Linked DNA regions of Homo sapiens: regions 1, 2, 3, 4, 5 and 6 are each linked to region 7. Evidence: chromatin loops called from intact Hi-C (ENCODE). Cell type or tissue: endothelial cell of umbilical vein. All regions are shown on one strand.

The links. Peaks named below come from ENCODE experiments on the same cell type or tissue, not always from the same donor. Only the 100,000 strongest peaks of a DNase experiment are listed, where the experiment ranks them.
Region 1: it touches region 7 in a loop (6-fold over the local background); 28 of 110 quality-filtered maps call a loop at or near these places.
Region 2: it touches region 7 in a loop (3-fold over the local background); 6 of 110 quality-filtered maps call a loop at or near these places.
Region 3: a loop joins it to region 7, with 7 times the contacts of the local background. A loop is called at or near these places in 93 of 110 quality-filtered maps.
Region 4: a loop joins it to region 7, with 11 times the contacts of the local background. A loop is called at or near these places in 90 of 110 quality-filtered maps.
Region 5: it touches region 7 in a loop (5-fold over the local background); 22 of 110 quality-filtered maps call a loop at or near these places.
Region 6: it touches region 7 in a loop (6-fold over the local background); 104 of 110 quality-filtered maps call a loop at or near these places.

What each region holds. Positions count from the first base shown.
Region 1 is chr1:155,590,047-155,594,046 of GRCh38, reverse strand. It overlaps a transcript of MSTO1 not described here and the pseudogene LOC284620. Among named protein-coding and RNA genes, the nearest start is that of MSTO1, 18 kb to the left of the region's middle. RefSeq lists an enhancer at 2,618-3,197. In endothelial cell of umbilical vein, a CTCF peak has its summit at 2,033 (motif pointing right); a DNase peak (open chromatin) is centred at 2,056.
Region 2 is chr1:155,646,913-155,650,912 of GRCh38, reverse strand. It overlaps the pseudogene LOC100419799. Among named protein-coding and RNA genes, the nearest start is that of MSTO1, 39 kb to the right of the region's middle. In endothelial cell of umbilical vein, a CTCF peak has its summit at 2,205; a DNase peak (open chromatin) is centred at 2,182.
Region 3 is chr1:155,271,940-155,275,939 of GRCh38, reverse strand. It overlaps CLK2 (CDC like kinase 2), which reads left to right and starts at 2,436. Exons shown (of 13, transcript NM_001294338.2): 1 at 2,436-2,739. RefSeq lists an enhancer at 1,343-1,843. In endothelial cell of umbilical vein, no CTCF peak of the experiment used is centred here; DNase peaks (open chromatin) are centred at 2,379 and 2,989; H3K4me3 peaks cover 1,578 bases; H3K27ac peaks cover 502 bases.
Region 4 is chr1:155,248,365-155,252,364 of GRCh38, reverse strand. It overlaps ENTREP3 (endosomal transmembrane epsin interactor 3), which reads left to right. Exons shown (of 12, transcript NM_006589.3): 6 at 460-632; 7 at 764-863; 8 at 1,201-1,270; 9 at 1,544-2,089; 10 at 3,892-3,960. Among named protein-coding and RNA genes, the nearest start is that of ENTREP3, 5.1 kb to the left of the region's middle. RefSeq lists an enhancer at 1,848-2,450. In endothelial cell of umbilical vein, a CTCF peak has its summit at 1,512 (motif pointing left); a DNase peak (open chromatin) is centred at 1,474; H3K4me3 peaks cover 281 bases.
Region 5 is chr1:155,561,474-155,565,473 of GRCh38, reverse strand. ASH1L (ASH1 like histone lysine methyltransferase) reads left to right here and starts at 2,671. Exons shown (of 28, transcript NM_018489.3): 1 at 2,671-3,321. It overlaps ASH1L-AS1 (ASH1L antisense RNA 1), which reads right to left and starts at 3,432. Exons shown (of 2, transcript NR_147964.1): 1 at 3,188-3,432; 2 at 1,530-2,224. It also overlaps a transcript of MSTO1 not described here. RefSeq lists silencers at 1,162-1,456, 2,541-2,680, 2,731-2,880 and an enhancer at 2,085-2,652. In endothelial cell of umbilical vein, no CTCF peak of the experiment used is centred here; DNase peaks (open chromatin) are centred at 1,383, 1,723 and 2,293; H3K4me3 peaks cover 2,546 bases; H3K27ac peaks cover 2,409 bases.
Region 6 is chr1:155,260,692-155,264,691 of GRCh38, reverse strand. It overlaps SCAMP3 (secretory carrier membrane protein 3), which reads left to right and starts at 2,332. Exons shown (of 9, transcript NM_005698.4): 1 at 2,332-2,606; 2 at 2,958-3,035. The coding sequence starts at 2,541. CLK2 (CDC like kinase 2) reads left to right here. Exons shown (of 13, transcript NM_001294338.2): 9 at 1-47; 10 at 142-224; 11 at 392-471; 12 at 652-742; 13 at 1,292-1,824. The coding sequence ends at 1,474. In endothelial cell of umbilical vein, no CTCF peak of the experiment used is centred here; a DNase peak (open chromatin) is centred at 2,301; H3K4me3 peaks cover 1,191 bases; H3K27ac peaks cover 618 bases.
Region 7 is chr1:155,321,192-155,325,191 of GRCh38, reverse strand. RUSC1 (RUN and SH3 domain containing 1) reads right to left here. Exons shown (of 10, transcript NM_001105203.2): 2 at 2,062-3,504; 3 at 249-347; 4 at 14-90. The coding sequence starts at 3,418. RUSC1-AS1 (RUSC1 antisense RNA 1) reads left to right here and starts at 1,016. Exons shown (of 6, transcript NR_145424.1): 1 at 1,016-1,114; 2 at 2,755-2,949; 3 at 3,497-3,567. RefSeq lists enhancers at 227-436, 2,608-3,591 and silencers at 447-496, 517-886, 1,227-1,426, 1,467-1,696, 1,987-2,226. In endothelial cell of umbilical vein, a CTCF peak has its summit at 1,727 (motif pointing right); DNase peaks (open chromatin) are centred at 801, 1,271, 1,871, 2,451 and 1 weaker place; H3K4me3 peaks cover 3,338 bases; H3K27ac peaks cover 1,302 bases.

The sequences.
Region 1 (4,000 bases), 270 kb before region 7:
AGACACCTCCAGTCAAAAGTAATTCTCTTTCCTTACTGCTAATAGCACTCTTTACATTGCATGGCATTTTTTTTTTTTTAGACGGAGTCTCGCTCTGTTGCCCAGGCTGGAGTGCAGTGGCATGATCTCGGCTCACTGCAAGCTCCGCCTCCCGGGTTCATGCCATTCTCCTGCCTCAGCCTCCCGAGTAGCTGGGACTACAGGCGCCTGCCACCACACCCGGCTAGTTTTTTTGTATTTTTAGTAGAGACAGGGTTTCACTGTGTTAGCCAGGATGGTCTCGATCTCCTGACCTCGTGATCTGACCACCTCAGCCTCCCAAAGTGCTGGGATTATGGGCGTGAGCCACCGCACCCGGCCCGAATGGCAATTTTATTACACTGCCTTGTGTTGTACTCATGCCTACTGTTAACTGAGTATCTATTAGATGTTAGGCAATACAGTATTGTACATGCACTAGTTTTAAACCTAGAAATCCTAGCAGATAGGCAGAATATTATCAACCCTGTGTTATGATGGGGAAGACAAGGTTCAGGGAAGTTGAGTAATTTTGATTAAGGTCACAGAGTTAGTAGATGGTGAACCAGAATTCACATCCAAGTTTGTCTCACTTTAAAATATCTATTTTTTAGAATTGTATCATGTTACGTTACACATGTTTGTCTTCTTGGCTACATGCTTGGAAGAGAAGGAATCAGATTTCATTCATTTTCGTATCTCCTTCTCTGAGTACTTAACACACTATAAGTACTTAGTCTTTTGCCCTCGAATAAAGAATCTGCCATTGAAGACATGCAGTGAAGGAGTATGTAAAGCATCCACTAAGAACAGTAGGCCAGGTGCGGTGGCTCACGCCTGTAATCCCAGCACTTTGGGATGCCAAGGTGGGCAGATCACCTAAGGTCAGGAGTTTGAGACCAGCTTGGCCTAAATGGTGAAACTCTGTCTCTACTAAAAATACAAAAAAATTAGCCAGGTGTGGTGTTGCACGCCTATAATCCCAGCTATTGGGGAGCCTGAGGCAGAAGAATTGCTTGAACCTGGGAGGTGGAGGTTGCAGTGAGCCAAGATCGTGCCATTGCACTCCAGCCTGGGAGACAGAGCAAGACTCCATCTCAAAAAAAAAAGAAAGTAAACTGCTCTGTAGGAAATTTAGGTATACACAGAAACCTCTGAACCATTTAATATAAAGTAACTGTAAGCTGGGCACAGTGGCTCGCTCCCAGCACTTTGGGAGCCCAAGGCGGGTGGATCACTTGAGGTCAGGAGTTCGAGACCAGCCTGGACAACTTGGGGAAACGCTGTCTCTACTAAAAGTACAAAAATTAGCCGGGGCATGGTGGCAGGCGCCTGTAATCCCAGCTACTCAGGTGTCTGAGGCACAAGAATCACTTGAACCCGGGAGCCACAGGTTGGAGTGAGCCGAGATTGTGCCACCGCACTCCAGCCTGGGAAACAGAGTGAAGCCCCATCTCAAAAAAAAAAAAGTAACTGTCAAGTACTAGAGTTACTCCAGCTTTGTCTGAGAATGTATAACTGTAAATTACAGCAGAAGCAGCAATGCTTGGGAAATATCCAAATATCCAAATCATTCTCTACACTTCTCACCCTCCCTTGCAGAAACAGGAGGAGTCATGTGATTCCTTTGGCTAAACACCTATGAATGGAAATAACTTGTGTTATTGTGTCCTTTCTAATCAGAGCCAATTAAGTGTGAGGTATAAATTATCTCTCCCTCCCCACCTTAAAAGCTACATGTTGCGATGTATCCCAAGAAGGTAAACTTTTGTCCCTCCATCCAGACTTCAATCTTGCTTGCAAAGCCGTTTTGAAAGACAGGAACAGCAAAAACAAAGCAAAACACATGCACACAACACAAACAATATCCTTTGTGTTAGGCCACTGAGAATACAAGGCTTGTTACTTCAGCATAGCAATCTGAATAACACACACTAGTACTACTTAAACGCTACTCAATTTTATCTACCGGAGAGAAAGCACCATGCCTCTTTACAAAGCAGAGTGGAAAACAAACTATTCAAGGGCCACAAGGTGGTGCTATTTCTACAGTAATGTGATGAAATTTTTGTTATACTTTTTTTTTGACATAGGGTGGGGTCTTGCTATATTGCCCCGGACAGTCTCAAATTCCTGGGCCCGCATGATCCTCCTGCCTCAGCCTCCCAAGTAGCTGAAACTACAGGTACTTTTTGAAGCAAATTAGAAGCTAGCAAAATGGAATCTTTTTTTTTTTTTGAGACGGAGTTTCGCTCTTGTTGCCCAGGCTGGAGTGCAATGGTGTGATCTTGGCTCACTGCAACCTCTGCCTCCCGGGTTCAAGCGATTCTCCTGCCTCAGCCTCCCGAGTAGCTGGGATTACAGGCATGCGCCACCACGCCTGGCTAATTTTGTATTTTTAGTAGTGACGGGGTTTCTCCATGTTGGTCAGGCTGGTCTTGAACTCCCAACCTCAGGTGATCGCCTGCCTCGGCCTCCCAAAGTGCTGGGATTACAGGTGTAAGCCACCACACCTGGCCTACAGCAAAATGAAATCTTTAGTTCTTAAAGTTTTATATATGATATCACTTAAGTAGACTGTTGTTTCCAAAGAAAACAACCATCTGTACTATTGCCTCTGTACAGTTCCAGAATGAACATCCTGCAGTTTCTGAAACAGCATTTGTGGGCCAATCTAGAAGATCACCGTGATGGTTAATATTAAGTGTCGACTTGGCCTAGGAATTTCGCATATCTCCTTCGCAGTGCAGCTCCTTCAATCTCACCATGGCCTCTGCCAGAATGCAGATCCTGGGAGTCGTCCTGACACTGCTGGGCTGGGTGAATGGCCTGGTCTCCTGCGTCCTGCCCATGTGGAAAGTGACCACTTTCATCGGCAACAGCATCGTGGTGGCCAGGTGGTGTGGGAGGGCCTGTGGATGTCCTGAGTGGTGCAGAGCACTAGCCAGATGCAGTGCAAGGTGTACGACTCACTGCTGGCGCTGCCACAGGACCTGCAGGCTGCACGTGCCGTCTGTGTCATCACCCTCCTTGTGGCCCTGTTCGGCTTGCTGGTCTACCTTGCTGGGGCCAAGTGTACCACCTGTGTGGAGGAGAAGGATTCCAAGGCCCGCCTGGTGCTCACCTCTGGGATTGTCTTTGTCACCTCAGGGGTCCTGACACTAATCCCCGTTTGCTGGACGGCGCATGCCATCATCTGGGACTTCTATAACCCCCTGGTGGCTGAGGCCCAAAAGTGGGAGCTGGGGGCCTCCCTCTACTTGGGCTGGGCGGCCTCAGGCCTTTTGTTGCTGGGTGGCAGGCTGCTGTGCTGCACTTGCCCCTCCGGGGGGTCACGGGGCCCCAGCCATTACATGGCCCGCTACTGGACATCTGCCCCTGCCATCTCTCGGGGGACCTCTGAGTACCCTACCAAGAATTACGTCTGACATGGAAGTGAATGGGGGCTCCGCTGGCACTAGAGCCATCCAGAAGTGGCAGTGCCCAACAGCTTTGGGATGGGTTCATATCTTTTGTTTCTGCCTCCTTCTATTTTTCTTTTGACTGAGGGTATTTAAAATTCATTTAAAAACTGAACCAAGAAGATGACTCAGACTCCCACTTAGGTTCTGCTGTTTCTCACCCTTGGATGATGGAGCCAAAGAGGGGATGCTTTGAGATTCTGGATCTTGACATGCCCATTTTAGAAGCCAGTCAAGCTGTGGAACTAATGTGGAGGCTGCTTGCTGTGCTGGCCTTTGCAACAAGACAGACTGTCCCCAAGAGTTCCTGCTGCTGCTGGGGGCTGGGTTTCCCTAGATGTCGCTGGACAGCTGCCCCCCATCGTACTCAGGCCTCTGGAGCTCCTCTCTTCACCCATGGAAAAGCAAGTGATCTGTTAACAAAGGACTGCCTACCTCCGGAACTTCTGACCTCTGGCTCCTCCGTCCTGGATGTCCACCTTGCAGGGTCAGGTCCCAGCTATGTAGACCCCCGCCCCCAC
Region 2 (4,000 bases), 330 kb before region 7:
GTTAAATCTTTTAACCAAATGTATTTTTTCTCACCTAGAGGCCATTAAGCTTCAAATGATCATGCAGCAGGGCTTCTATCCAGGGAATGATGCCAGCCCCGGCCAACAAGAAGTCATCCTGTCTCCACTAGACAGAGCAGGGTGAGAGTTCCATGGTCCCCAAGTAGATAGGGACAGTGCCCCAAACAGCATGAAGCAGTTACAGAAGAAAGACTGTCAGTCCCTCTACCTCCTGTAAATATTTGATATTAAGTCTCTCAAGGGGGAATGAGGCAGGAGAATAGGATCTGGAGACAGGGAGCCTTCACTTTAGCCTCTGATTGGTCGCAGGCGAAATCTTCATTTGCATAGGGTGTAATTTCACTTCAGCCTCCAATTGGTCATGGGCTACGTCTTCATTTACAAAGGGTGTAACCAATAGGAAACCTCTAAAGGGTACTCAAACCCAAGAAGATTTTGCAACTGGGGTGCTTGAGCCTCTTGCCCAAGCCTGCTTCTGCTCTGTGGAATGTACTTTCACTTCAATAAATCTGTGCTTTCGTTGCTTCATTCATTTGTTGCTTTGCTTGTGCATTTTGTTCCATTCTCTGTTCAATACGCCAAGAACCTGGACAACTTGTAGTCAAGACCGTCCACTGGTAACACCCTGAGCACGGTATTTGTGATGACATCAAGGAAGAACACACTGTGGAATTAGACACTGGCTCCCCAAGTGAGGAGTTGAGCAGTGCTAGAGAGGTAAAGAAACAGACAATCTTACAGAAGGAAGAAGAGAGGATTCAGCCAACTAAAACCCCTTCATCTTCTCAAGAACCCCCAATGAAGGAAACTTGGGGGGAGATGAGGGCAAAGGATCACCAAATAATGCTTCATCCTCCATGAATCCTGAAGTGAGGCTTAGTAGCCCCCAGGGAAGCCCAAAGACTCATCCAGTGTTGATGGTCAGTCAGTGGGGACCCCAGTTGGACCAGAAACTGGAGGAGAGAAAGATAGGCCAGAAAAAGAGGAAGAAGATGACTTTGATGACCTCACCCAAAATGAGGAAGATGAAATGTCATCAGCTTCTGAGGAATCTGTGCTTTCTGTCCCAGAACTCCAGGTGAGAGCTAGAGAATACTCTCAAGTATTTTGTGGACTCAGTAATATGTTTAACTTATTGATATGCCACCTGCTTGCTTGCTGCACTATGGATAGTCCTAAAATCATTTGTATTTGATTTGTGAATGCATTATGGGACATGATTGTGGAGTTGAGGTGAAATGAGATGGAAAGGATGAAATTTTACTTATTATATTAAACTCGTTTACACATTAAATTGAATCACCTGACCATACTTTAAATGCCTTAAAAAATAGTATATAGGGCCAGGTGCGGTGGCTCATGCCTGTAATCTCAGGCATGGGAGGCCGAGGCAGGCAGATCACCTGAGGTTGGGAGTTCGAGACCAGCCTGACCAACAAGGAGAAATCCTGTCTCTACCAAAAATACAAAATTAGCCGAGCATAGTGGTGCATGCCTGTAATCCCAGCTACTCGGGAGGCTGAGGCAGGAGAATTGCTTGAACCTGGGAGGTGGAGGTTGCAGTGAGCCAAGATCACGCCATTGCACTCCAGCCTGGGCAACAAGAGCAAAACTCCATCTCAAAAAAAAAAAAAAAATAGTAAATAGTCCAGGCTTGGTCGCTCACACCTGTAGTTCCAGCACTTTAGAAGGCCGAGGTGGGCGGATCACAAAACGAGGTCAGGAGTTTGAGACCAGCCTGGCCAACATGGTGAAACCCTGACTCTACTAAAAATACAAAAATTAGCCCGGCGTGGTAGCATGCTCCTATAATTTCAGCCATTCAGGGGGCTGAGGCATGAAAATCCCTCGAACCCAGGAGGTGGAGTTTGCAGTGAGCCAAGATTGTGCCGCTGCACTCCAGCTTGGGTGATGGAGTGAGACGCTGTTGCAAGACAAAAAAAAAAAAAAAAAAAAAAAAAAAAAGGAAGAGGCACATAAATATGGGCTAAGGCAAAGGAAAACTAATTTCAGGGTAAAGAAGAAGTTTTCAAAAGGCATCTTTTCCACTTTCCTGCTGTCAGGCCCAATGTCAGCTATCACTGGGATTTCATAACTCAGGGAATTCCGCTCTGACAGCTGTAGTGGGTTCCCCATTGTTTAACTTCAGATTATCCTGATACAGCTCTGTGCTGTTCTGCAATTCATGAGCCACTAGGAGCCGTAAGTACTCTTTGGAGGGTTTTACAGGAAACAATGGAGAAACTGACTTGGCTGGCATCTGAAAAGGCGCATGAGTCAGGAGGGTGAGTCTGAAGAAGAGAATTCTCAGGAGGAGAACTCTGAGCCGGAAGAAGAGGAAGAAGAAGAAGCAGAAGGAATGGAAAGCCTGGAGAAAGAGGATGAAATGACGGATGAAGCAGTTGGAGACTCTGCTGAGAAGCCTCCTTCTACTTTTGCCTCACCTGAGACTGCTCCAGAAGTGGAGACCAGCAGAACTCCACCAGGTGAGCTAGGCAAACCTATACTGAAGGACCATTCTCACTTAACCTCATTGTCTAGAGAACAGTGTGCAGGGTGGGTAGCTTATAAACCAGGTGGAGGATTTCCAGAGGAAAACTTCTGGATTTCTTCTGCAACCCCACTCCCCCAAAACACATTTAATGTGGTATCTTTGTGGAGAACAGATACGCAGATATTTTGAAATGGAGTTTTTGCTCTTTTTTTTTTTTTTTTTTTTTTGAGATGGAGTCTCGCTCTGTCGCCCAGGCTGGAGTGCAGTGGTGCGATCTCGGCTCACTGCAAGCTCCGCCTCCTGGGTTCACGTCATTCTCCTGCCTCAGCCTCTCCGAGTAGCTGGGACTACAGGCGCCCGCCACCACGCCCAGCTAATTTTTTTGTATTTTTAGTAAAGACGGGGTTTCACCGTGGTCTCAATCTCCTGACCTCATGATCCGCCCGCCTCGGCCTCCCAAAGTGCTGGGATTACAAGCGTGAGCCACCGCGCCTGGCCAGAGTTTTTGCTCTTGTTGCCCAGACTAGTGTGCAGTGTCATCGCAATCTCACCTCAATGCAACCTCCACCTCCAGGGTTCAAGCAATTCTCCTGCGTCAGCCTCCTGAGAAGCTGGGATTACAGGCACACGCCACCACGCCCGGCTAAATTTTTTTTTGTATTTTTAGTAGAGACGAGGTTTCATCATGTTGGCTAGGCTGGTCTCGAACTCCTGACGTCAGGTGATCCAACCATCTCGGCCTCCCAAAGTGCTGGGATTACAGGTGTGAACCACAGCTGCTGGCCTACTCAAAAAATTTTTAAATTGATTCTCATCCATTGCTAGATTTGTATTAGCTTCGTTCACTTTTATTTATTTATTTATTTATTTAATTTATTTATTTTTTGAGACAGAGTCTTGCTCTGTCACCCAGGCTGGAGTGCAATGGCACGATCTCGGCTCACTGCAACCTCCATCTCCCGGACTTAAGCAATTCTCCTGCCTCAGCCTCCCGAGTAGCTGGGATTACAGGAGCCCGCCACCACGCTCAGTTAATTTTTGTTTTGTTTTGTTTTGAGACGGAGTTTCACTCTCGTTGCCCAGGCTGGAGTGCAGTGGCACAATCTTGGCTCTCTGCAACCTCCACCTCCCAGCTTCAATAGATTCTCCTGCCTCAGCCTCCTGAGTAGCTGGGATTACAGGTGAGAGCTACCACGCCCGGCTAATTTTTGTATTTCTTTAGTAGAGACGGGGTTTCACCTTGTTGGCCAGGCTGGTCTCAAACTACTGACCTCAGATAATCTGTCCCCCTCGGCCTCCCAAAGTGCTGGGATTACAGGCATGAGCCACTGCACCCAGCCTCATTCACTTTCTTGTACTGGTTCTTAGCTCACCTGTCATGTGTGGGGCTAAGACCTATGTTTATTTCAGAAAACACTGCTTGTTCCTCATCAAGACATAGTATCTCAAAAGTGCTACAGAAGCCACACTTGCTCTTTAGACTTC
Region 3 (4,000 bases), 49 kb after region 7:
CTTCTCTCTCCCCGACTCCTTCATTGATTGCTCTCCATGTTCTATTCCAGGGAACTTCTCTAAACTATGTCTGGTTATCTGATCTAACCTCCATCTGACCATCCTTCATCCAGCTCCTCTCTAATATTTCCTGACTTTATTTATTTACTCATTCTAGAGTCAGGGTCTTGCTCTGTTGCTCAAGCTGGAGTGCAGTGGTGTGATCATGACCCACTGCAGCCTCAAAGCAATCTTCCCACCTCAGTTTCCTGAGTAGCTGGGACTACAGGTGTGAGCCACCTTGCTCAGCTCCCTGACTTTAATATCGTTATTCTCAGATTATATTATTTCTCTTTCAATTGACCTTTCTGACCACTTCTCAATTCCTTCTGTAAAGTCTCTAACTCTTTCTCTTTCTCATTTTCTTTTTTTCTTTTCTTTTCTTTTTTTTTTTTTTTTTTTTTTGAGATAGAGTCTCACTCTGTCGCCCAAGCTGGAGTGCAGTGGCACGATCACGGGTCACTACAGCCTCAACCTCCCCAGGCTCAGGTGATCCTCCCACCTCAGCCTCCCGAGTAGCTGGGACTACAGGTGGGAGACACCATGAATGGCTAATTTTTATTTTTTATTTTATTTTATTTTAGACACAGTCTCACTCTGTCGCCCAGGCTGGAGTGCAATGGCACCATCTCGGCTCACTGCAACCTCCACCTTCTGGATTCAAGCGATTCTCGTGCCTCAGCCTTCCAAATAGCTGGGATTACAGGCACCTGCCATCACACCCGGCTAATTTTTGTATTTTTAGTAGAGACAGGGTTTCACCAGGTTGGCCAGGCTGGTCTCGAACTCCTGTGCTCAAGTGATCCACCTTCCTGGGCCTCCAAAACTGTTGGGATTACAGGCATGAGCCACCGCGCTTGGCCTAATTTTTGTATTTTTTTTTTTTTTTTTTTTTTTTTTTTTGAGACGGAGTCTCGCTGTCGCCCAGGCTGGAGTGCAGTGGCGCAATCTCGGCTCACTGCAGGCTCCGCCCCCTGGGGTTCACGCCATTCTCCTGCCTCAGCCTCCCGAGTAGCTGGGACTACAGGCGCCCGCCACCTCGCCCGGCTAATTTTTTGTATTTTTAGTAGAGACGGGGTTTCACCGTGTTAGCCAGGATGGTCTCGATCTCCTGACCTCGTGATCCGCCCGCCTTGGCCTCCCAAAGTGCTGGGATTACAGGCGTGAGCCACCGCGCCCGGCCTTGTATTTTTTTAAGAGTCTGGGTTTTGCCCTGTTGCCCAGGCTGTCTCAAACTCCTATGCTTAAGTGATCCACCCACGTTGGCCTCCCAAAGTGTTGGTATTACAGGCGTGAGCCACCTCGCCCAGCCTTCCTGTTCTTTTTTAAGATTTAGTAAACTGGCCAAGCGCCGTGGCTGATGCTTGTAATCCCAGCACTTTGGGAGGCCGATGGGGGAGGATTGCTTGAGCTCAGGGGTTCAAGACTAGCCTGGGTAACAAAGTGAGGCACTATCTCTACAAGAAAAAAAAAAATAGCTGGGCGTGGTGATGCGCGCTTTTTTTTTTTTTTTTTTTTTTTTTTGAGACAGAGTCTCGCTCTGTCACCCAGGCTGCAGTGCAATGGCCCGATCTCGGCTCACTGCAACCTCCGCCTCCCGGGTTCAAGCGATTCTCCTACCTCAGCCTCCTGAGTAGCTGGGATTACAGGCGCCCGCCACCATGCCCGGCTAATTTTTGTATTTTTAGTAGAGACGGGATTTCACCATGTTGATCAGGCTAATCTCGAACTCCTGACCTCGTGATCCGCCCGCCTCGGCTTCCCAAAGTGTTGGGATTATAGGCGAGAGCCACCGCGCCCGGCCCTAGTAAACTTGTATTTCTCACACATTATGTAAGCCACCTTAGGATACAGTTCTCAAGTAAGTCCCCCTTTTCGGCACCCGATTCTCCAACCCTCCATTGCTCAAACCTTTCCTCCATGGCTGTGTCCCCACCCCGAGTCGTGCATAACTTTTGTTGATGACAAAAGGTGGCAGACTTTTGTCCTGGGGATAGGTAGGTGAAGTGTTTTAAGAAATGGTTATTTTCAGGCTATGCAGAAGAATGAGACTTCACCATCAAGCCTCACTACAGTCAGGCTTGCAGAGCAGCGACACTGTATTGACAATGACAATCCTTTCTTTTAAACTCCAAACCTAACTAAGCCACACGTCTCCATGCAAAGGGTAAAAGATTGAAGACGGAGTGGGAAAGGACAGGAGGCGGGGCATAGCGGGCCTGGAAGGCTTCCAGCTTGTCCCTGTGGACCCTCCTCGCCCCTATGAACTTCCGCCCCCAGTACCTCCGAGGCTCTGACAGGCGGATGCCTGCCAACTACGTGAGCACGTGGTGGCGCGCGCGGTCCTGGGGGCGGAGCCCAGGGGGTAGCTGGGAAGCGACGCAGGACGTCGGTCCGTGCGTACGTGCTCGCTCACGGCGGCGGCGGCGGAGCGGAGAGGCCAGAGCCGGAGACCGAGCTGGGATCGGGCCCCGGGCGGGGGCGGTGCGAGCGGCGCCAAGCAGATCTTAGGGGCGGGGACGGAGCCGGGGCGGGCGGGACTGAAGCGGAGCCCGGGAACGGGGCGGGAGGTCCCAGGGTCCCGGGTTGGGGGGGTGGAGCAGCATTTCGTCGCCGCGGGGGTGCCGGGACTCCGGCCGCAGTGTCGCCGCCATCACGGACTTCCTGTGGGACAAGCGCACGGGCCTCGCCGCCAGAACGGTGAGCGCGCGGGTTGGCTGGCCGCGCGAAAAGATGGCGACCGCGGGGCGGGCGGGGTTAGGCTTGGGTTGGGGGCAAGGGACGGGGGCGAGATTTGGAGAGGAGGAGAGTTGAGACCTACGAAGCGACGGAGTAGGGAGATGAGGGGGAAGGAGGTCGGCCTGCGTTAGATGTACCAAGAAGACCTGTAGGAAGCTTGGGCGGAACCAGACTAGAAGGGATGATAGAGTAAGGATGGGAGTGGTTCCAGAGATGTGAAGGAGTGGAATATCAAAGTTGGACTCGGGTCCAATCAAAGCTGGAGGGGAGGAATACATCACCGTGTCACTTGGAACATGCAGGAAGAATTTGCCTGTAGGAGTTCTGGATTTTCTGAGTAAGAAAGGAAAAAGCAAAAGATTTCAAACTTGAGAAAGGTAGGCTAGTGATGTTTTGAGGGGACAGTGCTGTGAGGCCGTTTGATGGTAGTATGTGGTGAGATGGCATTTATGTGGCTATGCTGATTAGGATAACTATGCTGGGAAAATCTTGTGCTTGCAGCTTGGTATGCTACCGGCCCCAGTTACACCAAGAATGCATCAAATACCACCCTCCTCAATTTGGGGAGGTTGGGAAGAAGTGATACAGAATGGTGGTCAGACATCGGAATCATTAAACCTTTTGCATACGCGATTCTCATACACCCCCACCAAGACTTATGTCCCTGGGCCTGTTTCATTTTATTGTGCCTTCCTATTCTCATCTTCCTGGATTGTGACAGTGATTTTTCTCTTTTTTCCTTGAAGGAAAAAAAGGATTTGTGAACCATCCCATTCCAATTCCATTAACTGGAAGGTGGCCAGCTGTCAGCTAAGTAGGGCTGATATTAATTAAAAACCACTTACTGGCCAGGCGCGGTGGCTCACATCTGTAATCCCAGCACTTTGGGAGGCCAAGGCGGGCGGATCACCTGAGGTTGGGAGTTCGAGACCAGCCTGACCAACATGGAGAAACCCTGTCTCTACTAAAAATACAAAATTAGCTGGGCGTGGCGGCGCATGCCTGTAATCCCAGCTACTCGGGAGGCTGAGGCAGGAGAATCGCTTGAACCCTGCAGGCGGAGGTTATGGTGAGCCGAGATTGCGCCATTGCACTCCAGCCTGGGCAACAAGAGCAAAACTCCGTTTCAAAAAAAAAAAAAAAAACACAAGAAACAGTTGTTATCTACGTCTTAAGCACAAGAGTGGAGGGGCCAGATGGGATGCTGACTGTATTTTGTGGC
Region 4 (4,000 bases), 73 kb after region 7:
TTAGCTGGGCATGGTTGCACACCCTTATAATTCCAGCTACTCAGGAGGATGAGGCATGGGAATTGCTTGATCTTGGGAGGTGGGGGTTGCAGTGAGCTGAGATCGCGCCACTGCACTCCAGCAACAGAGTCAGACTCTGTCTCAAAAAAAAAAAGAAGGTCCTAGATGGAGGTGAGGCTAAAGGGTGGACATTCCTGTGAAGACACAGAATGTGTGGAGCTTCTGGATGGAGGTGGGGCCATAAAGAGGAATTTGTGGGTGGGCAGGGCCAGAGCTAGAGGTACAGGGTGAGCGTGGGGTTAAGGAGAGCTGATTTTGGGTGAGGGAGGGGCCAGAACAAGAGCTTCTCTCAGGGGATAGGGCCAGAAAAAATAATGTAGATGAGAGAGGAGTTTGGGGGCCCAGGAGGAGCTGTATTCCCAGAATCCAGACTTGCTGACCTGCTCGCTTCCCCAGCAGCTGGCCCCTGAGCGGTCAGTCTCAGGCCCACTGGGACCTCTGGGCTGCACGTCCCCGCCCCCAGCCCCTCTCCTACACACCATGCTGGACCTGGAGGAATTTGTCCCGCCTGTGCCCCCACCGCCCTACTATCCCCCAGAGTATACCTGCAGCTCAGAAACAGATGCACAGAGGTAAGGCCTGGTGGGGTCTTGCTGGGGGAGCTAAGGAAGGGGACTGGGGCTGGGCCTGGATTGCTGGAGAGAGGGATCTTTGTGGAGGGGGAATTATTTCTCCTACATTGACCCTCTTCCTCATCTGCCAGCATCACGTACAATGGCTCCATGGACAGCCCAGTGCCCTTGTACCCTACCGATTGCCCCCCTTCTTATGAGGCAGTCATGGGACTACGAGGAGACAGCCAGGTGAGAGCACAGCACGGCTTGGGGCGGGCTGGGGAGCCGGGTTGTAGCCTGGAAAGCTGAACAGGCTGTAGCCTCTGGATAAAGATAGTAACAGTGGTCAAGGTCTTTACAGCACCAGCATGCCCACTGTTGCCTTTGATCTTCCCTAGAGCCTGGTGAGGTGAGTGGGTTGGAAGCTATCATTTCTGCCATACAGACGTGGAAGCTGAGGCTGCACAATTAAGTGACTTGTACAAAGGGACAAGGCTGGTCTGGAATCTAAGTCTCCAGAGCTCTGTCTAGCACATGGGGGTGTTCAGTGTGTAGGGCTGAACCCTTGACCCTGTGTCTTCTGCAGGCCACTCTCTTTGACCCTCAGCTTCACGATGGCTCGTGCATCTGTGAACGAGTGGCCTCCATTGTAGACGGTGAGCAGGGCGTAATGAGGGGTGGACAAGGGCGGGGCTGCCAGGGATAGCTGGGGTGGGTAGAGACAATAGAAGGGGAAAACAAGGCGGAGTTGGTGGTTTGGGGACATAGGAGGGCTGTGGCAACTTGGAACCCTGGACTTATTTTTCTCCTCTGAGATAAAGCTGGAGGCACAGTGGCCCCTAGAGGCTGGGCTTGGGAGAAGAGGAACTGCCTGGGCAGGGCTAGGCCAGGCCAGGCTGGTGCTACACAGCGCCCCCTGCCGCCCACAGTGTCCATGGACAGCGGGTCTCTGGTGCTGTCAGCCATTGGTGACCTCCCTGGGGGCTCTAGCCCGTCGGAGGACTCGTGCCTGCTGGAGCTGCAGGGCTCCGTGCGCTCCGTGGACTACGTTCTCTTTCGCTCCATCCAGCGCAGCCGTGCCGGCTACTGCCTCAGCCTGGACTGTGGCCTGCGGGGCCCCTTCGAGGAAAGCCCCCTGCCACGGCGCCCCCCACGGGCTGCCCGCTCCTATTCCTGCTCTGCCCCTGAAGCTCCACCCCCACTGGGTGCCCCCACAGCTGCCCGCAGCTGCCACCGGTTGGAGGGCTGGCCGCCCTGGGTGGGACCCTGCTTCCCCGAGCTGAGGCGGCGGGTCCCCCGGGGAGGGGGCCGCCCAGCCGCAGCCCCGCCCACCCGAGCCCCGACTCGTCGCTTCAGCGATAGCTCAGGTTCCCTCACCCCACCGGGGCACCGGCCTCCTCATCCGGCATCCCCACCACCGCTGCTGCTGCCACGGTCCCACAGCGACCCAGGCATCACGACCTCCAGTGACACTGGTGAGCCCCCTCCCCGACTGCCCAGGCTCAGGAGAGGGTAGGCACTGGGAGTTAGGTGGCCAGTGATGCCCACCAGGATTGGGGCACAGTTGAGGTCCCTGAGGAGGAAGAAAGGGTGAGTTCACTCCTCTGGTAGACACTTCTCAGGTACTCACCTCCTAGGGACAGAACATCCATAGCTTAGCAGCTAAAAAAGGAGAATTTTTTTTTTTTTTTGAGACGGAGTCTCTGGCTCTGTCGCCCAGGCTGGAGTGCAGTGGCATGATCTTGGCTCACTGCAACCCGTTTCCCGGGTTCAAGTGACTCTCTCCTGCTTCAGCCTGCCGAGTAGCTGGGACTACAGGTGTGCGCCACCATGACCGGCTAATATTTTTTTTTTTTTTTTTTTTTGAGACGGTGTCTCGCTCTGTCACCCAGGCTGGAGTGCAGCCGCGCGATCTGGGCTCACTGCAAGCTCCGCCTCCCGGGTTCACGCCATTCTCCTTCCTCAGCCTCCCGAGTAGTGAGTAGCTGGGACTACAGATGCCTGCCACCACGCCCGGCTATTTTTTTGTATTTTTAGTAGAGATGGGGTTTCACCGTGTTATCCAGGATGGTCTCAATCTCCTGACCTCGTGATCTGCCCGCCTCGGCCTCCCAAAGTGCTGGGATTACAGGCATGAGTCACCGTGCCCGGGCAATTTTTGTATTTTTTAGTAGAGACAGGGTTTCACCCTTTTGGCCAGGCTGGTCTTGAACTCCTGACCTCAAGTGATCCACCCGCCTCGGCCTCCCAAAAGGATTTATTTTTTGAAACCAGTTCCACAGCTCTCAGCTTGGTCCACTTATCTGTCCTCCCCAAGCTTCAGCTGTCACTTGTTAAACATGTATAATAATAGTACTTCAGGCCGGGCACGGTGGCTTGCACCTGTAATCCCAGCACTGTGGGAAGCTGAGGTGGGTGGATCACCTGAGGTCGGGAGTTCGAGACCAGCCTGGCTAACATGGTGAAACCCTATCTCTACTAAAAATACAAAAATTAGCCAGGTGTGGTGGAGCGCGCCTGTAATTCCAGCTACTAACAGAGAGGCTAAGGCAGGAGAATCGCTTGAACCTGGAAAGCAGGGGTTGCCGTGAGCCAAGATCATGCCACTGCACTCCAGCCTGGGTGACAGAGACACACTCCATCTCAAAAACACAAACAAACAAACAAAAAACATGTATAATAACAGTACTTCAGCCATAGGCATTGTACTCGAAGATGCTGAGAAAGGAGACAGTGGCCGGGCAAGGCTGTTCACACCTATAATCCCAGCACTTTGGGAGGCCAAGGCAGGTGGATCACCTGAGGTCAGGAGTTCAAGACCAGCCTAGCCAACATGGTGAAACCCCCATCTCTACTAAAAATTGAAAAATTAGCTGGGCCTGGTGGTGGACGCCTGTAATCCCAGCTACTAGGGAGGCTGAGGCAGGAGAATCGCTTGAACCTGGGAGGCGGAGGTTGCAGTGAGCTGAGATCGTACCACTGCACTCCGGCCTGGGCAACACAGTGAGACTCCATCTCAAAAAAATAAGAAAGGAGATAGTACTGGGGAACGCTCAGCACTGTGCGCCAGGTGCTGAACAACACCACTGCAGTCCTTGTTGTGGTGGATTGTACCATCTAGTTGCTGGCTAATATGGACAGAGATGCTGGCCCTTTGATTGGGGATGGAGCGTGGGAGCTGTGAAAGCTCCTCTGGGCTTGAGTTCCCACAGGAGGGTGGGCGTGTCCACAGAACACTTCCACTCACTCCCTGTCTCCCTTTCTCTCTTCTCCCCAGCTGACTTCAGGGACCTTTATACCAAAGTGCTTGAGGAAGAAGCTGCTTCTGTTTCCTCTGCAGATACAGGTCAGGCATGTGGTTTGCGCCCCAGGGATGGGGATTGGGC
Region 5 (4,000 bases), 240 kb before region 7:
TTGTAAAATGAGGGTAAGATTATCTACCTCAAAGTGTTGTTTATTATAAGGATTAAACAGGAATACGTGTTCCCCTGGCACAGTAGTCCACAAATGCTAATTGTCTTTCTCTTCTGGTATTTTAAGTATCTAACATTCATTTCAATATTTCTTTTCTTTTTCTTTTTTTTTTTTTTTTGAGAAGGAGTTTCACTCTCGTCTCCCAGGCTGGAATGCAAAGGCGTGATCTCGACTCACTGCAACCTCTCCCTCCTGGGTTCAAGCGACTCTCCTGCCTCAGCCTACCAAGTAGGTGGAACTACAGGCGCTCCACCATGCCCACCTGATTTTTTTTGGATTTTTTTTTTCTTTTTAAGACAAAGTCTCGCACTGTTGCCCAGGCTGGAGTGCAGTGGTGCAATCTCCACTCACTGAAATCTCTGCCTCCCGGGTTCAAGCAATTCTCCTGCCTCAGCCTCCCGAGTAGCTGGGATTACAGGCGCCCACCACCACGCCCGGCTAATTTTTTGTATTATTAGTAGAGACGGGGTTTCACTATGTTGGCCAGGCTGGTCTTGAACTTGTGACCTCGTGATCCATGCGCCTTGGCCTCCCAAAGTGCTGGGATTACAGGCGTGAGCTACCACACCCAGCCTCATTTCAATATTTCTGTGACTTGCTTTGCGCTAGCCTGTGATGCTTTATGTAAATTAAGTAGTAGACATAGTCCCTGTTCTCAGATAAAACAAGTTATTGGTAGCATAATACACTTGCACGCATGAAGCAACTAACAAAAGATCGGTAAACAAGTGGGCTCCATGAAAGTGTGGGACTTGGTTAGGAAAATATACAATGAGGTAATTAAGGCTGCTTTCCTCTTTACCTTAAAGAAACGAAACAAGTAAACAACACTTAATCCACGTATCCTAAAGGGGAAATTTGGGACTGTCTACTTGAATTTTGGAGGTTGCAAGGGCTTTTTATTTTTATTTTTTTCCCTCAGATGGAGTTTCGCTCTTGTTGCCCAGGCTGGAGTGCAATGGCACCATCTCGGCTCACTGCAATCTCCGCCTCCCAGGTTCAAGCGATTCTCCTGCCTCAGTCTCCTGAGTAGCTGGGATTACAGGCGTCCACCACCACGCCTGGCTAATTTTTGTATTTTTAGTAGAGACGGGATTTTGCCATGTTGGCCAGGCTGGTCTCGAACTCCTGACCTCAGGTCATCCGCCCACCTTGGCCTCCCAAAGCGCTGGGATTACAAGCGTTAGCCACCGCGCCCGGCCTTGCATGGGCTTTTGAACAGTCATTTCTGAATTACTTCCTGGATCCCCAGGAGTCCACAAATGTGAAGGAAAGGGAAACCCAAGTAGATCCTTCCGGTAATTTATTCTGCTTTACCCTTTAGGTAAAGGTAAAAACTACTAGATCAAGTAAACTTTGGAATTATTTGTGGACTTTAATCGTCCGTATTTCTGCTGCATTCAATTATCAAATATCAGTCAAGTGTTTTGAGAAACAAATATTCAGTAGCCACAGAAACCTAACAGGCCTATGTTTGCTTTGTTTTATTAACTCCTTGGAGGGACAGAACACTACCAATTACACCCACAAACGTTATCGACATCAACAGAACTGTAAATGACAACACGGCAATATTCTGCACTTTCCCTATGCCTAGGAGCTAATTCCACTTTACATATATTATCTTATTATTTCACACATTAACCCTGGAGGCATGTTTGGAGTTGCCTAATTTTTATGTACACTTTTTGATAAGGAACTAACAAAAATAACTTGCTGAAGGAAGAAAAGGGAGACTAAGTCCAGAACTGAATGAAAAGCACATGGTTTCTTCATCCTCCATCACCAGGCTGTCTAACGAGGCTGAAGAAGTACCATCCATGAGTAAGTGCGTCAAGGGCAAACAAACATCATCGCATATGGACAGTGGTGTGAAATTCGAGAAATCCGAGGAGGGTTAACAACAACAAAAAGCACACCACCACGCCGATCTTCCTCGGGTCCCAGGTTGGCAACTCAACGCCCGGGAGGAATCCCCCCGGAGGCGCGCCGGTCCTACTGGCCTCACTCCCTACCTCCTGGAGGTCCGGAGTCCCGCTCCTTTCCCTCAGCGGTACAATACCCGTGTCGGTCCATTCCCTCACCGTGAGTCGAGGACTAGTTCTCCTGACTAGGCGACCGGCACACACCGCCTGCGACCAGCTCCACAGCAGCGGTCCTGCTACTGCGAAGTAGGCTCAGGTCAACCGGCAGGAAACGACTCAACGCGCAGCCGCCGCGGCCTCCAACCACCGGTGGGCAGAGGGGCGCTAGGCAGTCCTCGATCCGCTCGCCGCGATCCGGCGGAGGAGGAGGAGCAGAGGGAGGCGAGCCGCAGCGCTGCGGCGAGGAGCCCAGGGAGGTAGGTTGTCGTGGGGCTCGGTCCGCCATTCTGGCAATTCCAGTCAAACGGCAAGCCCCGACCCGCTCGGCCCGTCCCTTCCTCTCCTGCCCCTGCAGCCGACAGGAATGGAACAGTCCCGCGGGGGGGATTGTGGGAGGCGCACGCGCGAGGGGTGGAGGGTGGTAGGGGGGGCTGGCGGCGGCGGCGGCGGCCGTGGCGGCGGTTGGTGGCCGTGGGGGCGGGGAAGGGGGGGGAGGAGAGAAGAGGAGGTGGAGGAGGAGGAGGAGGAGGCTTGGGCTTGCGCCGTTGAAGGTACGCGTGAGGGCCTGCGCCGGCGCCGGCTTGACAGGGCCTGAGGGGTAGTGAGGGACTGGACGAGGGGGTTCCTGTGGGTGAGCGCGTACGGGCTGGCTGGCGCGCGGGGCGGCCGAAGGTGGTGGTTGGTGGGAGCAGCCAGCGACGAGCCCGTAGACACTCGTACGCGTGCGGGCGGGCGTGCGCGCTACGCGGACGGAGTCGGGCGGAGCGGGGGACGGTGGGAAAGAACGCAAGGAGGAAGGAGTGGAAGGTTGAGGGGGGCGCTAGGCGCCCTTCGCTCCCTCCCTCTGGAGGAGCTGCCGCCGCCACCGCCGCCACTCTGCTGCTGCCGCCGCCGCCGCCGCCGCTCCCGCCGCCATTTTGGGTTCGCTTTGCGGAGGGGAGACGATCCCAGTCTCGGTTGCGGGACCCGCCTCCCCTCAGTTTGCCCCCTTTAGCCTTCCACCTTTCCCTTCTCCTCTCTCGCATTTCCGCCAGTCAGCTTACCCGCTGGCCGCCTCCTGACAAGCGGGAGGGATCCGCCGTGGACCCAGGGAAGCGGAGGAGCCTGGCGGCCACCCCCTCTTCCCCACTTCCCTGCACTCTCATCGCTCTCGGCCTCGGCCTCGGCCTCCGACACGGTGAGTAGAACGATTTGGGCCGGCATTCGGGCCTAAGCACTCTCTCAGCGATTGAATCCTGGGCTTTCTGGGAGCCACTGTCATCTCCCGGACCTGGATCTCTGAGAGAGCAGTGGTGAAGATGGGGGAGGGGAGAGCAGGGAGGGGGATCCTGAGCCTACCGGGAAGTCCCTCCAGGCGGGGTGAAGGGGTGTCCCTGACAGGCAGACTCCCGGAGGGGGCTGGGAAGTAAGCGAGTGGAGGCGGAGTCGGCTGTGCCCCTGACAGGTTAGTTTGTGTTTGTAGGCATGATCGGAGCCTCCCCCATAGTCCAGTTTGTGTGTGTTTAATTAAGGGATAAGAGTGGTCGAGGACACGATCTTGAGAGGGGATTTTACCTGTGTGACAAGGTCTGTGGTGTCCCTGCCGCGTTGAACGGTATGTGGGAACGACAGGATGATCTCAGTGTTGTAAGTTTAATAAATGTCACTGGTTAGTTTGTACATGGAAAGAGATGTTTTTGGTCTAGCAGACAGATGGTCTGTTGGTGTGTAGCGGCTGTGTTGGTGTGTGTATGTGAGGATGGCAAGTGTTTCCGTAAGAGTTTGCCTTTATTTGTGTAAGTGTAATGGAGTTCCCCTTATAAGTTAGCTTATTTCTTGAATAAATGTTGGGAGGTTCCTTGCAGGTTGATATGTGT
Region 6 (4,000 bases), 60 kb after region 7:
CACCATTGTCTCCACTCGCCATTACCGAGCACCAGAAGTCATCCTTGGTAAGGGAGGGCAAGGCTGTCCAAGTGTGTGAGATGATGTGAGGGTGGGGCCACCTAAGCCTCATAACACCTTTTCCCTCCCATTCTCACCCAGAGTTGGGCTGGTCACAGCCTTGTGATGTGTGGAGTATAGGCTGCATCATCTTTGAATACTATGTGGGATTCACCCTCTTCCAGGTAAGTGATGGGATGTCTTACTTGACTGCCTGGCATTCTTCTACCTGGTTCCTTTGTTTTCTGCTGAGGACCTGCCTACTCAGTTCTCCACATTGCCTGCCTTCCTGGCAGCTGATCCTTAGCATGCCCTTTTCAGTCCCATGCTCAGTTCTGTTTTTGTTTCCCAGACCCATGACAACAGAGAGCATCTAGCCATGATGGAAAGGATCTTGGGTCCTATCCCTTCCCGGATGATCCGAAAGACAAGGTGAACCTTGAGGGGGCACTAGTTAACTCTTTTCCTTTTCTCTCCACAGAATTGGTCTATTTCACATCATTTTCTTTTTTCTTTGATACCTCCTCTCCCCCCAGTTACTTTCAGATGGGGAAATAAGGGAATTGTAACAAGGGTGACCTTCTGATTCCTCAACCTCCCCTTCCCCTCTAGAAAGCAGAAATATTTTTACCGGGGTCGCCTGGATTGGGATGAGAACACATCAGCTGGGCGCTATGTTCGTGAGAACTGCAAACCGCTGCGGGTGAGCTGGGCTCGGGATAAATAGTGCCCACCGTCCAGAAGTCACTTCCTTCTTAGGGTGGTTTGCCCCCTGGAATGCTCTTCACAAGCAGAGGGTTAGGAAAGGAGGGGAGGAAAGCTGAAAGAAGACATCTTTGGTCAACAGAGGAAACATAAGAGGGAGTGGTTTTGTGGAGGGAAGGAGGTTAGACAGCCTAACCTTGAGACAACCAGAGATCAAAGCAATGTCCTGGATTCTTTAGGTCAGACAGAAAAGAATAAACTACCTTTGAAGAGCTTACATTTTAATGAGGAACTAAAGAAGATTCATGAAGTTGACAAGGATATACAAGTAGAAAGAACTTTCAAAGATTATGGAGTAATTGTGCTAGTGGGAAGGTAGGTTGAGCTATAATATCAGAAACGTTGGTCCTGGTGTGGTCGTGGTTAGGTAGCCTTCAAATTGGTTGCAAGCAGAGCCTTGGTTCTCCAAGAATGAAAGGTAGGGTCTTGAAGAAGGCAGGGTTTGTAAGGCATCCTGCCTCACCTTTTTCCTGCCCTCCTCCACCAGCGGTATCTGACCTCAGAGGCAGAGGAACACCACCAGCTCTTCGATCTGATTGAAAGCATGCTAGAGTATGAACCAGCTAAGCGGCTGACCTTGGGTGAAGCCCTTCAGCATCCTTTCTTCGCCCGCCTTCGGGCTGAGCCGCCCAACAAGTTGTGGGACTCCAGTCGGGATATCAGTCGGTGACGATCAGGCCCTGGGCCCCCCTGCATCTTTTATAGCAGTGGGTGTCCAGTCCAGGACACTGGTGCTTTTTTATACAAGAGAACGAGCCAGAGTTCACTCCTTCCTCCTGGCTCTCTATATACCTGTGAATATGTGAAATAGTGTAAATATGAAAGAACTTGTACCTATCACTTCAACCCCTGCCTTGTACATAATACTATTCCATCCACACAGTTTCCACCCTCACCTGCCCCCTCATACGGAGTTGGATGGGGGCCGAGTGAGGTAACCAGGTGGCATCTACCCCATGTTTTATAAGGAATTTTGTACAGTCTTTGTGAAATAAAATAACGTGCTTCATTTGACCCCCATCCCTGGAGTTGGAGGTTTGGGAATGCTGGGGTGGAGGGATGAAACTATTGGCAAACTTTCTGAGTTTGGGTATGAAGGGAGTCCTCCTTACCCTCCAAAATGAAGCACAGCCAGGCTACCAGTTTATTTCCCCTGTCCACCTTATCATATGGGAGGGTAGTGATGGGTGGGGCAGCATTTCTTTCAGATTAAAACAGAGAAGTGTTATGAGGTGGCACTTCTCGGATGTGGAATTATGAGAGTTGGGAAAGATCTGACTCCTAGAGTCATTAGGCCGCGGCCCAGTATAGAGCCAGAAACTCAGGTTGAAAACGTGCTCAACCTGGCTCCTAGGGGGGATTGCCACGACCGGTCAGAAGGCTCCCGTCGTCCATCTCGGGAGACTAGGAAGGCCGGATTCCTACGCGAGGCCTGCTGGGAAGTGTAGTTCGTTAGTGGAAGGAAGTCACATGGAAGAGGGGCGGTAGTTGGTTGTGGGCACTGGGTTAGAGGTATCACGTGGGGGCACTTTCGTCTTAGCTTTTGGACAAGACGCAGGCGCAACCCACGGCTGCTGCGGGGATCCTTGTGGCCCTTCCGGTCGGTGGAACCAATCCGTGCACAGAGAAGCGGGGCGAACTGAGGCGAGTGAAGTGGACTCTGAGGGCTACCGCTACCGCCACTGCTGCGGCAGGGGCGTGGAGGGCAGAGGGCCGCGGAGGCCGCAGTTGCAAACATGGCTCAGAGCAGAGACGGCGGAAACCCGTTCGCCGAGCCCAGCGAGCTTGACAACCCCTTTCAGGTGACTTGCGCCAGTCGGCCTCTTTTGGGCGGTCAGGTTGATTCTTCCCGGTTCTGTAGGGTCGGGCTAACTTGTATCCCCATTTGTGACATTTGATCCTGGGAAGAGCCGCCACGTGGGGTGACAGTGACTCCAGACCAGTGAGCACTCTGGGGGGCGGGCCCTGCCCCTTAATGGGCTGGTGCTGGCAGTGTTGGATGATGGATTTGAGGTAAATGTTGTCCCAGTCCTGGGACAACGGCGTGGCCCCGAAGGTGCAGTACTTGGAGCCACAGGCAGTTTGGGAATGGTCCCTGGGAATTCCCCTAGGTGGCACTGGGTGCCAGCTGAGACCCGGGTCTCTGCCCTCAGGACCCAGCTGTGATCCAGCACCGACCCAGCCGGCAGTATGCCACGCTTGACGTCTACAACCCTTTTGAGACCCGGGAGGTGAGCTACTGGAGAGCATAGGAGTTCAAGGAAGGGAAGGGTTTGCCAGTGAGACAAGTTAGCTTGGGTACAGGGGACTTTTCTGCATGCACAGGAAGGAAGAGGCACTGTGATCTTAGTTCCCTGAGAGAGGCTAGTCAGCCATGGGATGCCTCATCCTTCTAGGGCCACCAGGGCCACCAACCCAAATGGTTTGAGCTCTAAAAGTCAGTCCTGGGAAGATCTGGAGGCTGGCAAGGCCTTAACCAATGTTCTGTATGGGAAGGCTTTCTTGAAGAAAATAAAGGTTGGGGCTGGTTGGAGTTTAGGTTAGGTGTGCAGTTTGAAAGCAAGGAATGAGGAGGACTACACCTGTTTGTCCCACTGGATTAGAAGATGGTGAGTTGTAAGAATTTAAGGGGTTTTCATGGTACTTAAAACTTAAAAAAAAAAGCCAAGCATGGTGTGCATGCCTGTAATCCCACTTGGGAGGCTGAGGTGGGAGGATTGCTTGAGCCCAGGAATTTGATGGAGACCATCCTGGGCAACAGCGAGACCCCCATCTCTTGAAACGTTTTAAAAATTGGCTAGGTGTAGTGGCACATGCCTGTAGTCCTTGCTACTTGGGAGGCTGGGATGGAAAGACTGCTTGGGCCCAGGAGTTTGAGGCTTCGATGAGTGATGATTGCACCACTGCACTCCAGCCTGGGTGGCAGAGAGACAACCCCACACTCCATCCCCAGAAGAAAAGAAAAAAAAAAAACACAGTTAAGTGGGGAGATATGGTAAATGAGTGATTTGAGTCCTCACTAAGGAATTGGATATGAGGGATGATAAGGCTGCTACAGGTCATCATAGAGTTCTCTGACAGAAATTCAACAGAAGAACTAGCTTCCTAACAAATGGGGGAAAGGCTGCTTCCTTACATCATGAGTTCTGGGTCTAAAGGTATTCAAGCAGACTCTAGATTCCTGTGTTATGAGGGA
Region 7 (4,000 bases):
CAGCCACCTTCACCTTCTGCACCAAGTTCCGGGCGGCCCCGAAATGCGAGATGATTTTATCAACGGAGACGCTGACGGCTATCAGAAGACCTGGGAGGAGTGGGAAAGGGAAGACGCTAGGAGGCCGCGCCCCTACCCAGGCTTGCCCGAGGGGCGTGGAGAGACTGCCTTCGGACAGCCTGAGAGCAGGGCCGGGGGCGAAGGGCAGTTTATTCGGAAGCGCGGGGTCGGGAGTCAGGGTGCCCTACCTTTCTTCTGCTCCTGCAGCTGACCAGTCCCACTCTGGGCTTCTGCCATCCACAGCCGCTGGGCTCCGGGGACACCGGCGAAGGACCACGAACTACGGACTGGCGTAAGGGAAGAAGGGCGCGGTAACACTTACCAAGTGTTATTCCGAGGACTCCGGGCTCCCGCACAAGTTGTCTCCGGCGGGTCTGCAGTGCTGTGTCCCCGAAGGGTCTTGGGGAGAGGAGGCGCAGGACCGCCTGAAGCACGGGGTAGCTCGACCCGAGCCCCGGAGTGAAATCTCGCACACTTCCCAGCACTCGCTGTCCCCCAGCCCCATCCCGGTTCCCTGTGCCCTCCCTCAGGGCACAGCCCCCACCTCCAGGATCCCGGAACTCCGGGAGCGGGATGGCCGCGCTCACCTCCCGCCTGCCCTGCTAGGGCCTGTAGGGCGGGAGAGGACGGGGCGCGGGGAGGGAGGTGTAGCCCAGCGCACCGCCCCGGGGCCCAGTCCTGCCTGCGGAGCCCCGGGGAGCACGTGGGCGGCATGGACCAATGGAAAGACAGACAGGGGAAAGGGAGGAGACGGAGGGAGGCGAGACCCGAGGATTGGGAGGCTGGAAGGCGCCGGAAAGGGGAAACCCGGGTCCCGCAGCAGCCTCTTGGCGGAGGGTGCCCTCTTCATCCCGCGTGGGACTGGACTCGCGGAGAGGGCGTGGCCAGAACCTCTAGTGCCAATGAGCTCCCGGGAGCTTCACCCTCCACCCCTCCCTAGCAAGGTCGGGGGGCAGGCCCGAGCTGCACAGGCCAAGGAATTCCACAGAGGGTGTGACCCAAAGCCCCTAACAACAGACTCGCTGGGACCCCCTAGACTTGGCATGGAGGCTGGGTAAGCCCGCGTCCACTATGCCCAGGTGGGTCTGGAGGGAGAGGGGGCCGGCCCACGGAGCAGGAAAGGCAACAACTTCCCCCTCCAGCACTAGGAACGGGGCCAGACTCCCCAAGGCCGACAAACTTGCTTGGAGTCGGCTTAAACTGAAGGGCGGGACTAAGCTGGGCAACCCCGGAAAAAAAGCGAAAACGGGGCCGGGCGAGAGTGGGCGGGGCGGCCCGCCTGAGGCGTGGCCCGCGGGGCTAGCCCGGGTCCGTCTTACGTAGCCTGGGCGGAGGCGATGGGCTCCTGGTCCAGCGAGGGGCCTTCGGCGGACGAGGTTGCGGTGGCAGCGGGGGGGCGGGTACCTGGCGGGGTGGGGGAGCCGCGGCGGGGAAGGTGCTACTTCTGGGAAAGAGCGGGGACAGCAGCAGTGCCAGCTCGGGGCTGGCCAGGCAGGGCAAGGCTCCCCGAGTCGGAGGCGAATAGGCTCCCACCGGGGACAGGCGGACGGGCAGCAGCTGCTCCTCTGGGGGGCTCGGCGCCCCCAGCAGCCGCAGCCCGGCGCCGGGCCACCCGGCCAGAGGAGCCAGGAGCAGAGACCCAGCTGCGCCTGCGCCCCCACCCTCCAACAGGGGGCGCCCGTCGGCCGAGAACCGGAAAACCAGGGGCCGAGGGAGCAGGAGGGGACCGGCTGCAGGCGGGATTGGCGGGGCCAGGCGCAGAGGGAAGGAGGGCAGCGGGATGGGCAGCCAGGCAAGAAGGGGCGGGAAGAAGAGGGAGCAAACAGTTAGTCCCATAACCCAATGACCCACCCAGTTTCCCTTTCCCGGAGCGCTCCCTGGTAGAAGGGGCGGGGAGGATGGGTGACACAGAATGGAGGGAAGACAGGGGGCCGGGTTGGAAGCCTAGGAGGCGTGAGCGGCCGAAGCCCAGCCCTCCTCCCGCTTCTTGCGACCTCTTACCCTCCAGGCCGGCCTGCGCGCCCGGCTCCTTCGCGGCTGGGGCCTCCTCGCCAGCCGCTGGGCTGACAGCCCGGCCCTCCTCGGACTGCCCCTCCGCTATGGGCTGCAGTCCAGGTCGGTTCTTCTTCCTTCGGGGAGGGACAGGCGGGGGTGGGGGCCGGGGCGGGACCAAAGCCCAGCCAACTGGGGGGTCTCGAGGCGGGACTGGCGGGGCTGGGGCCCGGCTTCGGGACCGGAGTTCCTTGAAGGTGGTGACTTCCCGAGGAGGTGCCGAGGAGCCGCCCGGCGACCCCGAGGGGGGGAGCTCGGTGTCGGGCGAGAAGACTATGAGCCAGTCACTGCGATCTTTCTTCGCCTGCGGGACAAGGGGCAGCCCTGGGCCCCGCTTGCGCTTCTGGGCCAGCTCGTGGAAGGACGTGATTGTCCGGTGGGGCACCGGCTCCTCGCTGACGTCACTTCTCCATCCTCCATCAATTTTCCCTGCATCTGTTTTCGAGCCAGAATCAGTTATTCTTGTGTTGGTTTTCCAACCAGAGTCGAATTTTTCAGGTTCACTTTTCCAGCTAGAGTTAACATTCCCGTTGTTTTTCCAACCAGTGTTATTGTTTTCAGTGGTTTTCCATTCAGCTTTAGTTTTCTCTGTGTCAATTTTCCAAATTGGGTTAATCTTCCAACTGGGCTCCGTTTTCCCAGCGTCGATTTTCCCATCATCCGCCTCTAAGAGCTCAGAGGTAGGGAGATCCTGCTCCGCCCTCTCGTCCTCTTCCTCCAAGCCTGGGGAAGGGACGTCCTGGCAGGTGGTCAGGGCGTTGCAGTTCGAGTCCAGGCCAGGATCGGGTGAAGAAGAAGCTCCGGAGCAGGAATCAGGAGAGCAGCAGAAGCTGTCCGGTGAGCAGGTGCCAGGGCCTGCTGAAGCCAGTGGGGAGCCCTGCTCCAGGGGGATGATACTGGGCTGAGGGTGGGCATCCTCATCACCAGGGAGGTCCCGCAAGTAGACTGAGACAGGGGACTCATCGGGGCTAAGATCTGAGCAGGAGCTGAGTGAGGAGGAGCAGCCTGGGTCTGAGGGAGAGGCAGCCCCCTCTTCCTCCTGTGACGGGTCCTGCCGGTTTTCTAGGCCCGGACCGTGCTCCTGGCAGCACCGGCAGGGCACAGCTGGGCTGTTGGAATTGGCGTCCACCAGGGTGCCACTGCAGGGGCCCCTGCTCTCCTTGCCCCCAGTGTCTCCTGGAGGAGGGGGTGTGCTCAAAGGCCCCTCCTGTAGCTCAGGACGGCGGGACAAGTGCAGGCCCAGGGAGACGTGCTGGAGGTGGATGTGGTTGAGGTTGCAGAGTAAAGCTCTCTGAGGGGACAGCATGATGCTAGCGGCGATGGGATGGCTTCTAGAGAACCAGAAGGGTAGGGTCTCTCACATCCACCTACCTGGCAACCACAGGTGCAGACCTAGAAGACAGAGGTGGTGAAGCCCGGCCAGTGAGGACAAGAGCTGCGGGGAAGGACACCGAGGTGACTTGACGGCAGCAGCAGGCCTGAAGGCTCTGGCTGCTTTGGAAGATATTTCAATGAGATGCAAATCGCAATCGACTGACCATTAGTTTCCACTGCAGTGTTTGCAGATGGAGTCGAATGTAACCCCCCGGGAATGGAGCCGGGAGGGTCAGAGAACGCGGCTGCGCTCTGGATCTCCGAAGGGGGGCGGGGGCCTGGAAGAGGTCCGGGCCCAGAATGGACCTCCAGGTCCCTGCTGCCGCAATCTGGCCCTGCCCTCCAGCCTACCCCTTACTCCCAGAGGAAGGGACCCAGGGAGACCCACCCAGATGCCCTGAAAGGAGGTGGAGGATGGGGGTGGGGCAATACGCAGAGTTTGTCTGGTGAATGCAGGAAAGGGGTGGGGGCTGGAGAGGAAAAGGATGGAGCAGCCGTCAGCTTGTCAACTCCG